Linked DNA regions of Homo sapiens: region 1 is linked to region 2. The links are chromatin contacts, found by Hi-C or POLR2A ChIA-PET in ENCODE. All regions are on one chromosome and are shown on one strand. The core of a region is the stretch at or near the end of the contact, and the rest is flanking DNA. Distances in the headings are between cores, read along the strand shown. Region 1 overlaps MYH11 (myosin heavy chain 11). Region 2 overlaps MYH11 (myosin heavy chain 11).

The links. Hi-C counts contacts between places; a loop is a spot of excess contacts on that map. ChIA-PET counts read pairs that join two places held with the same protein, here RNA polymerase II (POLR2A). Pooled maps may share reads with other maps.
Region 1: a map of ascending aorta shows a loop between it and region 2 (6-fold over the local background). The contact joins two enhancer-like sites. A Hi-C loop is called at or near these places in 10 of 168 maps with a recorded cell type or tissue (Panc1, ascending aorta, cardiac septum and 5 more) and 8 of 50 pooled maps. POLR2A ChIA-PET finds 5 or more read pairs at or near these places in 5 of 52 experiments (AG04450, Panc1, T-cell and 2 more).

Annotation. Positions count from the first base shown.
Region 1 is chr16:15,805,063-15,811,020 of GRCh38, forward strand. All of the region lies in intron 3 of MYH11 (myosin heavy chain 11), which reads right to left. Among named protein-coding and RNA genes, the nearest start is that of MYH11, 49 kb to the right of the region's middle. RefSeq lists an enhancer at 2,083-2,898. Within about 2 kb of position 2,714, at least 7 of the 41 ENCODE cell types and tissues checked have a DNase peak (open chromatin) inside an H3K27ac peak, as active enhancers do; they include ascending aorta, where a contact is called at or near this core.
Region 2 is chr16:15,766,641-15,772,735 of GRCh38, forward strand. It overlaps MYH11 (myosin heavy chain 11), which reads right to left. Exons shown (of 41, transcript NM_002474.3): 9 at 4,929-5,072. Among named protein-coding and RNA genes, the nearest start is that of MYH11, 87 kb to the right of the region's middle. Within about 2 kb of position 4,036, at least 5 of the 41 ENCODE cell types and tissues checked have a DNase peak (open chromatin) inside an H3K27ac peak, as active enhancers do; they include ascending aorta, where a contact is called at or near this core.

The DNA of each region.
Region 1 (5,958 bases), core at 1,464-3,963, 37 kb after region 2:
TGATACCTTCTCTAACTCTGCACTTTTCTAGAGCTGAGTTGGAGACCTTTCCACTTGACCTCCTACCTGCAGGATGGCCATGGACCGTGGTGCATGTTGTACACTGCATAACTCTATGGAGAAACTATTTGCATTGGTCATTTATTGTATTGCATTGTGTATTTATTGTAATAATCTTTCAGCAGATGGAGGAAAAGTGCTTTGAGAAAACGGTGCCTTTCTCTAATATAAACATGAGTGTCACATGGCCTAGTGGTTCCCATGGTCCACAGGTTCTCTCCATTTTAGTAATTATCATCATTGTGATCCTTACTTAATAAATGTCTCAAAACATTCTGGCGGAAAAAGGTACAGATGATATGGAATGATAATAGGCCATCTATCCATGATATGGCATTCAGAGTTTTTCTTGTTTTTCTTTTCCATATTGGTAAAAATTATGGACTTTATTCATAATATCCAAAAAATAGAAACAACCAAATGTTCATCAATGGGTAGATGGATAAACAAAATGTGGTCTACCCAGACAGTGGGATAGTATTCAGCCATGAAAAGAAAGGATGTTATGGCCGGCGGCCATGGCTCATGCCTGAAATTCCAGCACTTTGGGAAGCTGAGGCAGGTGGATTGCTTGAGCCCGGGAGTCCGAAACCAGCCTGGGCAACATGGTGAAACCCTATCTCTACAAAAAAAAATGCAAACATTAGCTGGGCATAGTGGCACAATCCCTGTGGTCTCAGCTACTCAAGAGGCTGAGGTGGGACAATGGCTTGAGCCCAGGAGGTGGAGGTTGTAGTAAGCCACGACTGCACCACGGTACTCCAGCTGGGGTGACAGAGACAGACCCTGTCTTAAAAAATATATAAATAGTATGAATCCATGATACAACGTGGATGAACCTTGACAACATTATACTAAGTGAAAGAAGCTAGCCGGCTGGGCACGGTGGCTCACACCTGTAATCCCAGCACTTTGGGAGGCTGAGGTGGGCAGATCACGAGGTCAGGAGTTCAAGACCAGCCTGGCCAATACAGTGAAACCCCGTCTCTACTAAAAATACAAAAATTAGCCAGGTGTGGTGGCACGTGCCTATAGTCCCAGCTACTCGGGAGGCTGAGGCAGGAGAATCACTTGAACCCAGGAGGCAGAGTTTGTGGTGAGCCGAGACCACATCACTGCACTCCAGCCCGGGCGAGTGCAGTGAGACACTCTGTCTCAAAAAAAAAAAAAAAAAAAAAAAAAAAAAAAAAAAAGAAGCCAGCCACAAAAGGTCACATATGATTCCATTTATATGAAATGTCCAGAATAGGCAAATCCATAGAGACAGAAAGTAGATTTGTGAATTCGTGGCTGCCAGGAGCTGCGGGTAGGAATATGGAGTGACAAAAAAATGTGCACAAGATTTCTTTGGGGGATGATAGAAATATAAAATTATATTGCAGCAATGGCTGCATAACCATGTAAATTATGAGTGAATTTAGACAGTTATGCAGACATAGCTGCAATTTTAGGTGTGAACTGTATCCTTAAAATGAATTTATTTAAATTATACCGCATAAACCTTTTTTAAAAATGATGTTCATTTTATACCACCTCTGAATGATTATAAATCTGACTTCTTCCACTTCATGCAGCTCTATTAGGTTTCCAACAATTACAAAATTGTTCATTTTCAATGCTTTTCCCCTGAACCAATGAGCTCCTGAAGGTACAAGGAACAATGCCTGACACACAGTAGGTGCTCAGGAAATGCTTGTTATTTTGAATTGCTCTCTGGCTCAGAGAGGCAACCAAGGTAGAAGCAATGGAAAATGCATATTCACGTGTTCACATATTCATTCAACAAACGAGTCCTGAGCCAGGTACCGAAAGCACAAAAGTCAATAAGATCTGCTTTTTTTTTTCTTTTCTTTTTTAAGAGATGAGGTGTCACTCTGATGCCCAGGCTGAAGTGCAGTAGCACGATCATAGCTAACTGCAGTCTGGAACTCCTGGGCTAACAGATCCTTCCATCTCAGCCTCCTGAGCAGCTGGGACTACAGGTGCATGCCACTACGCCTGGCTAATGGTTTTTTTGTTTTTTGTTTTCATTTTTTTTGTAGAGACAGGGCCTAGTAAGGTAACTTAGTAATATTACCCAGGCTGGTCCCAAACTCCTGGCCTCAAGTGATCCTCCCGCCTTGGCCTCCCAAGTAACTGAAATCACAGGCTCAAGCCAATGCACCGAGCTTCATGACTTGCTTATCCTTGCTTTTGAGAAGTTCATGACCCAGGGTGGGAGTCAGATGGGCAAAGAAATGACCGTAAGAGATGAGCAGTGCTACGATGGATGTGAACCCAAGTGCTATAGACGTCAGGTTTTTTGTTTGTTTGTTTTTTCACACTGACCTGAGCAAGACAGGAAGCCTTCACGGCAGAGGTGACCACTGAACAGCATTAAGAAAAATGTGAAAGAATCTCCTGGGGAGAGGTCGAGGCAGAGCATCCCAAGCAGAGGGCCTGGGACAGAAGCTCCAAAGTGGGCGGGGACACAGTACCGAGCCTCCGTGGAGTCTGGGAAGGCTGGAGCTGGGGGCGGCCGGCCATCATCAGGACCCGCCTGGGGCTGAGCTTCCCAGCCCAGATCCCTGGGGCTCATGTCACCTCACACCCCATCCTTAAACATGCCTCTCTCCCTTCCTCCTCCCCAGACTCCCCACCCAGCCTCGGATGTGTAAGGCCCCAGGCACGTTTCCTGAGAAGATAAAGGGCTTCAGCGGTTCCTCCCCCGCTGTGGGCCTGAGGACTCCCAGGAGGTACCCAGCTCCCCACAGACCAGCTATTTCGGCCCAAGCCCAAACACAAGCTGGTGGATTCTGTCTGGGAAGCCAGAGCACTGTAGGCTGACCATAAAAGGAGAAAACCCAGCGGGGACTGAGCACAGACCCAGGCTCCCTGCGTCTGCCCTTCTTTCTGGTAACAGGCTGCTGGGGGATCCAGTGAGAGGTAATCAAAACCCGTCTCTGCAGGGCCATCAATACCCCTGGGCTAGTAAAGAAGAAAGGTCTCAGCCTCCATTGCCTGCAGAAAAGTGGCTCTCTACCTAATGCCCCGCACGGAGGCAGATGCCAGAGGTTCTGGATCTTCTGTGGTGTGACTGTGAAGGTGGCCACTGCATGGCCCTTGACGGTGGGTCCTCGGCAGCTGACTGCTAATGCCTGTTGAACTTGTCCTGTCCATGCACCGTGTCCCTACACACTGACCGAATCACCCTTGTAACAACTGGAGTAAGCACAGTCATCATCCTCACGGGACAAGTGAGGAAACTGAGGCACAAAGTAATAGCCGGGGCAGAGCTGGGAGGTGAACCCAGCTCCAGAGCCCATGACCTAAGCCATTCTGTAAGTGAGGGCCCTTCTCTTTCTCCAGCCTTCATCTCCCCACTCTACTCTCCCGGCAGAGTTGGTTAGGATGACATGCTGAGTAAGAAGAGATACTTTGAGAGCCTTTGCTGCAACCCAACAGGTGTTTTCCAAACCTACAGGAAGCCCTGGTATTGTAAAAGCAGAACTGGGCTGGGCATAGGAGCTCATGCCTGTAATCCCAGTGCTTTGGGAGGCTGAGGCAGAAGGATTGCTTGAGGCGAGGAGTTTGAGACTCAAAGCGAGACCCCTATCTCTATGAAAAAAAAATTTTTTTTAATTAGCTGTGGACAGAGGTGTGTGCCTGTAGCCCCAGCTATTTGGAAGGCTGAGGCAGGAAAATTGCTTGAGCCTAGGAGTTCGAGGTTACAGGGAGCTATTATTGTGCCACTGCGCTCTAGCTTGGGTGAAAGAGTGAAACTCTGTCTCAAAAAATATATAATAAATAAAAACATGAAAGCAGAACTGGCCAGTGAAGGGGTGTAGGAGACAGGAAAACCAACGCTCTCCCTCTTGGGCCTCCACTCCTACCTCCTACATTCTCCCCCTTCTCTCTGCTCCAGCCCCAGCAGCCTCATAGAACCTATATCAAGTTCCCTAGCCAAGCCTACACTTCACCTTCCAAGGAAGCCTCCCCTGTCCTCCCAAGGTCCCCAGGGCTACACTTCCCCACTCTCTGGACCTCCTCTACTTAGCAGCTACTTGTGGGATGATTCAATTCGTATTTACACATACGCACAGTAGGCTGTGTCTAGGGCAACATCTAATAATCAATATTGTTAGAATGACCGGGCGTGGTGGATCACATCTGTAATTCCAGCACTTTGGGAGACCGAGGCGGGAGGATTGCTTGAGGCCAGGAGTTCGAGACCAGCCTGGGCAACATAATGAGACCTCATCTCTACAAAAAATCAAAAAATTAGCCAGGCGTGATGATCTGTGCCTGTGGTCCCAGCTACTTGGGAGGCTGAGAGGGGAGGATCACTTGAGCCCAGGAGTTGGAGGCTGGAGTGAGCTATGAGTGTGCCACTCCACTCCAGCCTGGGCAACAGGGCAAGGCCTTGTCTCACAAAAAAATGCTGTTGGATAAAGAAAGGAATGGGGAGCCAGACTGCCCAGAGGCTGGGAGGACACCGAGGGAGGTGGCTGACACATGCAATTTAACAAGGAAGGTGCTGGCCAGGCACTGTGGGTCACGCCTATAATCCCAGCACTTTGGGAGGCCGAGGTAGGTGGATTGCTTGGGCTCAGGAGTTCAAGGCCAGCCTGAACAACATAGCAAAACCTCATCTCTACAAAAAATACAAAAATTAGCCAGTTGTACTGGTGCATGCCTGTATGCAGCTACTCTGGAGGCTGAGGTGGGAGGATCACCTGAGCCTGGAGAGGCTGAGGCTCAGGTGAGCCGAGATCACACCACTACACTCCAGCCTGGGCAACAGAGTGAGACTCTGTCTCAAAAAAGCCCAAAACAAACAAGGAAGGTGTTGCCAAGTGTCAGCTGGGGCTTTTCAGGTTCACTCCCTTAAGTATGTCCCTTTTTCAATTTAATATTTACGGTTTTTGTTTTTGTTTTTGTTTTTTTTTGAGACGGAGTTTTGCTCTTGTTGCCCAGGCTGGAGTGCAGTGGGGCAATCTCGGCTCACTGCAACCTCTACCTCCCAGGTTCAAGCGATTCTCCTGCCTCAGCCTCCCGAGTAGCTGGGATTATAGTCGCCCACCACCATGCCTGGCTAATTTTTTGTATTTTTAGTAGAGATGGGGTTTCACTACATTGGCCAGGCTGGTCTCGAACTCCTGACCTCAGATGATCTGCCTGCCTCTGCCTCCCAAAGTGCTGAGATTACAGGTGTGAACCACTGTGCCTGGCCAATATTTACTATTTTATAACAAATAATTCTCCTTTGCTGTCTCCCTTCCCTGTAATGCACCATGGGTACCAAAAATAAAAATAAAATAAAGATAAAAACGTGAACTTTTCATGATTAGTCAGAGCACCAAACAGACACTCCTAGCACCTCTGTAAAGACTGAGCCAGCCAGACAGAGCCATTCATTCCCACACACAGTCCCCCATCATTCCCAACCGGGCCAGACACATAGCTGACAGCCACTGCAAAACCCACAAGAGACAGAGAAGCATTTGGCTGTACCCCTTCCTGGAGATGTGTTTGTAGCAGCACTGCCTCTGCAGAGAAACAGCTGGGAATTACTTCTTGGCTCCACCCTATCACCTCTGCCCCCAGGGCCCGTTTCCTCACCAGGGAAATCGACAAAAATCCAGACCTTTCAAGGGCATGAAGATGATTGAAAGAGACTGGATTCAGAAAGAGCTTAAAATTGTTTTACCCACAGCACATTTAAGAGCTTGGTAATTGCCGTTAATATCATCTTTATCATCATCATCTAAAACAGTGATCTAGGGAAGAGGTTATAGACAGCAGTGATTCTGAATCGGCAGGACAGGATATTCAACCAAAGATATTTAACCCCTTTCTGATTACAAGGTGTCATGGTCTGAATGCTCATGTCTCCCTCAAATTCATATGCTGGAATCC
Region 2 (6,095 bases), core at 2,786-5,285:
GGATTATAGGCCACAGTGCCCGGCCTACCCATATTTAAACTTTAGGAACCAATTTCTAAAAATTTTGAAGGTTGTAGTGGCCGATCTCTCCTGTGGGCTCAGGAACCATTGGTTTGCACTTTCTGGTATAGTTAAATGTAATTCCAGAAATGACAAAAGAATGCCACCACTCCCAGGCCATAAGAGATGAACCTTGGGGCAGAATTAGCAGACAGCAAAGAAGTAAACCAGTGAGGAGACACAACACAGCAAGGGTGGTGACGGCTGGCAGCATCCTGGTGTGCTGGTGCAAAGCACGCGCTCTGCAGTTAGAGAGTCCTGAGTTCAAATCCCAGCTTTGCTTCTTATAAATCTCATTATCTCTGAATTTCCAAATCCTAGTTCCGGGTCCAGATACACATGGGGAGGGAGGGAGATGGATGGATGGCAGATGGAGGGTGAATGGATGGATGAATGTATAAATGTATAGAGGATGGGTTCATGGATGGATGGGTGGGTAGATGGATGGACGGATGGGTGATGGATGGATGGGTGATGGAAGGATGAGTAGAGGATAGATGGATGATAGAGGATGGATTGATGGATGAATCATGGATGAATAGAGGATAGAGACTCTACATGAGTCTCAATAAGTCCCATGAGCCTCAGTTTCCCTATCTGCAAAACGGAGATGGTAACAGTAGTACCTGCTTCGTGAAGTTTAGGTCTTGTAAGATGCTGAGCAAGGGCCTGGCCTAGTAGGTGATAAAGAGTGGAAGCCACCTATATTAGGTTGAATGTTGGTCTTTCTAAAATATGTCCACCTGGAACCTGTGAATGTGGCCTAATTTGGGGGGTTACATTTATTTTTTTTTCCTTTTTGTGGATACCGGGGTCTCACTATATTGCCCAGGCAGGTCTCGAACTCCTGGGCTCAAGCTATCCTCCCGCCTCTGCCTCCCTGAGAGCTGGGACTACAGGCGTGAACCACCGCGCCCAGCCTGAACGTGGCCTATTTTGGAAAAAATCGGTCTTCGCAGATGGAATCAAGTACAAGATCTCAAGATGAGATCATCTTGGATTAACCTGGTGGGCCCTACATTTAATGTCAAGTGTCTTTATGATGGACAGAAGAGAAGACCCACAGAGTAGAATGCCACATGAAGGATGAGGCAGAGACTGGAGTGAGACAAGCCAAGGAAAAGCCAGGAACAGCCAGAGCCACCAGAAGCCAGGACAGAGGCAAGGAACAGATCTCCCTCAGTGCCTCCAGGAGGAACAACCCCTGCCAACATCTTGTCTTTTAAAAAAAAAAAAATTTTTTTTTTTTAAATTTTTAGTAGAGAAGGGGTCTTGCTATGTTGCTCAGGCTGGTCTTGAACTCCTGGCCTCAAACGATCCTCTTGCCTTGGCCTCCCAAAGTGCTGGGATTACAGGCATGAGCCATTATGCCCGGCTCCTGCCGACACCCTGATTTCAGAACCCTGGCCTCCAGAACTGGGAGAGAATAAATTCCTGTTGTTTTAAGGCATCAAGTTTGTGCTAATTTTTTACAGTGGCCTTACACCTCTCTTCTTGCTGAGGAATAAGAAACAGGACTTTCCAACATCAGACATGTGTACCACCAGGGATACACAGGATGGACAATTTAGGTGATTTTATTTTTTATCTTCAAAATACATTAGAAGCAGTATAACCAGGCCAGGCATGGTGGCGCATGAGGATATCTTGAGGCCAGGAGTTCAAGGCTGCAGAACCCAATGTGGTGGGGAAAATCCTGGTGTCCCCTGGTCACTTGGAGCCTCATGAAGCTCCAGCCTGAAGCCTGACCCACCCCCTTCTCCATAGGCCCCTTGATGGAGGGTTTGGAAGTAGCTCTTGGTTTATAAATGGGGTTGGTGTACATTTAGGACTAAGTTGGTTCCTATGAGAGTTCGTCATTTGCACGCCATCGTCTGAATGCTTGCTCTGTGTACCATCTGCTCCATTATTTGCTTAATCATTTTCTTTAAATTTACTTCCTTCTCTTTCCTTACATTTGTTTTAATAGAAAACTTTCTCTATCTTCAGTGACAAATCATCTTCACTTGCCATAAATAGATGGCAATTATAAATATAAATACAAGGAAAACAGTATTACCAAATTCTAGCTAGATGCTTGGGGCTGCCGAAGGTGCTGGGCCTGGAGTCTGGTCTCTGTGGTTAAAGGGGAAACAAGTGCCAAAGTACATTGAGAACACTGGGGACTGGGCATGGTGGCTCATGCCTGTAATCCCAGCACTTTGGGAGGCCAAGGTGGGCTGATTGTTTGAGCCCAGGAGTTCAAGACCAGAGAATACTGGATAACATGGTGAAGCCTTGTCTCTACCCACCCCTCCAAAAATCAAACCAAAACAAAACAAAAAACCCCAGGCCAGGCACGGTGGCTCATGCCTGCAATCCCAGCACTTTGGGAGGCCAAGATGGGTGGATCATCTGAGGTCAGGAGTTTAAGACCAGCCTGGCCAACATGGCGAGACCCAGTATCTACTAAAAATACAAAAAAAATTAGTGGGGCATGGTGGTGGGCGCCTATAATCCCAGCTACCCAGGAGGCTCAGCCAAGAGAATTGCTTGAACCCAGGAGGCAGAGGTTGCAGTGAGCCGAGGTCGTGCCACTGCACTCCAGCCTGGGTGACAATAGCAAGCCTCCATCTCAAACAAAACAAAACAAAAACCCTAAAATCAAAAATTAGCCAGGCGTGGTAGCACATGTCTGTAGTCTCAACGACTTGAGAGGCTGAGCTGGGAGGACTGCTTGAGCCTGCAAGGCAGAGATTGCAGTGAGCTGAGACTGCGCCACCGTACTCCAGCCTAGGTGACAGAGTGGTGTGATCTCGGCTCACTGCAGCTTCGACCTCCTGGGCTCAAGCAATCTTCCTGCCTCAGTCTCCCAAGTAGCTGGGACTACAGTGTGCACCACCACACCCAGTTAATTTTTTGTATTATTTGTAGAGAAGGGATCTTGCCATGTTGCCCAGGTTAGTCTCAAACTCAAGCTCAAGTGATCTGCCTGCCTTGGCTTCTCAAAGTGCTGGAATTACAGGCGTGAGCCACCATGCCCAGCAAAACAATTTAAATGGTCTCATTGTTTTCTTTCACAAGGACAGACAATGATTTAATAAACCCTCTATTAATCAACCTATTTTAGTTTGTTCCAGTTTTTTTCTATTTATTTTTTTTGTAGAGACAGAGTCTCACTGTGTTATCCAGGCTGGTCTCGAACTCCTGGGCTCAAGCAATCCTCTTGCCTCAGTGTCTCCAAATGCTGGGATTACAGGCATGAGCCACTGTGCCCAGCCTGTTCCAGTTTTTTATTATTTAAATAAAACTATACTGAACAGTGTAGTACATCAAGAAAAAAGGATTTGGTAAATTCCTGGCACACAGCAAATACTTAACCATTGTTCATTGTTATTTAAAAGCAAGATTAGAAGCAAAACTGACCCCTGTCCCAAATGAAATGAATCATTCTTGGAGGGCCTATGTCATTCAGACAAGGAGGCTATCAGCACTAGATTCTGATGTGGGACCCTGGCCAAGACCCACATACACCATCCATTTGTCAACTGACCCATACAGCCTAATTTTCCAGACCCCAAGTTATCTTCGGAGGAGCTGCCCCTCCCCTTATGCAGCATTTCAGCAACCTCAGTGCTATTCTGGGGCTCCAAACGGGCGTAGGCGTGGGAAGGAAGGGAAACTTTCCACAGTTCTGTCCTGGTGTTCCTGAAAGAGATTAACCTTCAACACTGAGGCACATCTAACGCAGAAGGAAAATCGTTTCTGGAAACACAGTGTCCCGACCAAGAATTTCTTTCTGAGCTGTCCTGTTCTCAAGACCCAGTGTGTTTCTTGGCCATTGGTTGGATGATTTTGATCAATATCAATTGATCACCAGAGCAACCCCTCCAGGAAAAGCCTGAGTAAATCCACTGCCTCGATCACTCCCCCTCCCCTAAACCCTGCCCACATGTTCCTGATGAGGCCAACATCTCTACCTTCAGCTCCAAGAATCCATTCTTAGGGACCATAATGAAACCACCCTGCGCTTTCCACAACCCTGCCTATGCTGCATAGCTCAGGAATGTGCATATCAACCTAAGCCAACCAATCAGAGTCAATGACACTCCATTCAGGAACTTAAGCCGGGAATCTACTCTGTTCTTTGGACATAAACCCAAAGAATATAAGGGCTGGAACCCAGCTATGTTGCTGTCAACAAACTGCATCCTATAGAGAAACAATGTAGTCGAGAGAGATAGAAGACAAGAAATTAGGTTCTAGAAAAATCTTTTGAACACCTAGATCTCACTGTACCTGAAGCTTGAATTCCTGAACTTTTTTTTTTTTTGAGATGGAGTCTAGCTCCATCTCCCAAGCTGGAGTGGAGTGGTGTAATCTTGGCTCACTGCAACCTCTGCCTTCCGGGTTCAAGCAATCCTCCCACCTCAGCCTCCTGAGTAGCTAGGACTACAAGTGTGCACCACCAGCCCTGGCTAATTTTTTTTTTGTATTTTTAGTAGAGACAGGGTTTCACCAAATTGACCAGGTTGGTCTCGAACTCCTGACCTAAAGTGATCCGCCCACCTTGGCCCCGCAAAGCGCTGAGATTACAGACCTGAACCACTGTGCCTAACCTCCCTGAACTTCTCAACATTCTGAGTTAGTCACTTTCCCTTTGGTTTAAGCCAGCTCGGGTTACTTGCAACCCTAGTTATACAGCCACTTTTCTACAACACAAACAAACCACCTAGAATAAAATTCATTTTCCTCCTTTTTTTTTTTTTTTTTTAATGGAAGGTGGGGAATTCAGAGAGCAGAAATCTGTCCTGACCAGAGAAGAGTTCTTAACAGGTTCCACTGGTATCCAGGCAAGCTACCCTCCAGACTCAAGGTGTGAGGCTTACATAGCTGCTCCTCCTCGCTGAAACCCATGATTGCCATGGCCTCCACGGTTTCCTGGAACATCTCATCATCCTGGGCTGCTGGGATGGGCACAAAGCCATTGGAGAGGAAGGTGTAGTTGTTGAAGCCCTCCAAAAGCAAGTCACCTAGAAGGAGAGGAAGACAGGTCAGGGTCAATAAGACATACTTCTAATTTCAACATGAGACCGAGATCTGGTCAAGGGTCTGGGCCATCATAATTCCTTTCCCTTTATCAAGGCTTGAACCGTTTAAAGCCCTCACGCATCGTCACGTAGACAGCCTCACCAACCACTGCCAGCCTTACACAGCGGTGCAGGTTGTGCACTGCTCCAGTGACTGCAGCTGATATCCAGCCTTGGTTCTGCTTGCTAAGCCACAATCCCTGGCACGAAGTTACATTTACCTGGAGGAAGGGATGCCTTTACCTCAATTGTCTAGAGGCACCCTGCCTTCAGCCTTCAGAGACAAAGCTGTCAGAAGAGTTAGATCAACCTTTACTCTTTTTTTTTTTTTTTTTTTTTTGAGACGGAGTCTCACTCTGTCGTCCAGGCAGGAGTGCAGTGGCGCGATCTCGGCTCACTGCAACCTCCGCCTCCCAGGTTCAAGCGATTCTCCTGCCTCAACCTCCTGAGTAGCTGGGATTACAGGCGCCCGCCACCACGCCCGGCTAAATTTTGTATTTTTAGTAGAGATGGGGTTTCACCATGTTGACCACACTAGACTTGAACTCCTGACCTCAGGTGATCCACCCACCTTGGCCTCTCAAAGTTCTGGGATTACAGACGTGAGCCACCGCACCTGGCCTTATTCATGTATTTATAAAATTTTTATCAAATTCAAACAGGCACATGAGTTTTAAAAATCAATTACTACCAAAGGTTTATAATGAAAAATAGCATTCTCCTGTCACATCCCTTCTCCAACTCTACCTTACTCCATAATACCTGCTTTTATCTCTTTTAGCTGCTTTTTATCTGGCAGTTACCACTATCTCTCTGTACAATAGGCTTGCTATATATACTAGCCTATTATAATGTATATACCATTATGTATTACATATCATAGGCCAAGGGTTCCCCAACCCATAGGCCATAGACCAGTACCGGTCCATGTTAGGAACTGGGCCACACAGCAGGAGGTGAGCAGCA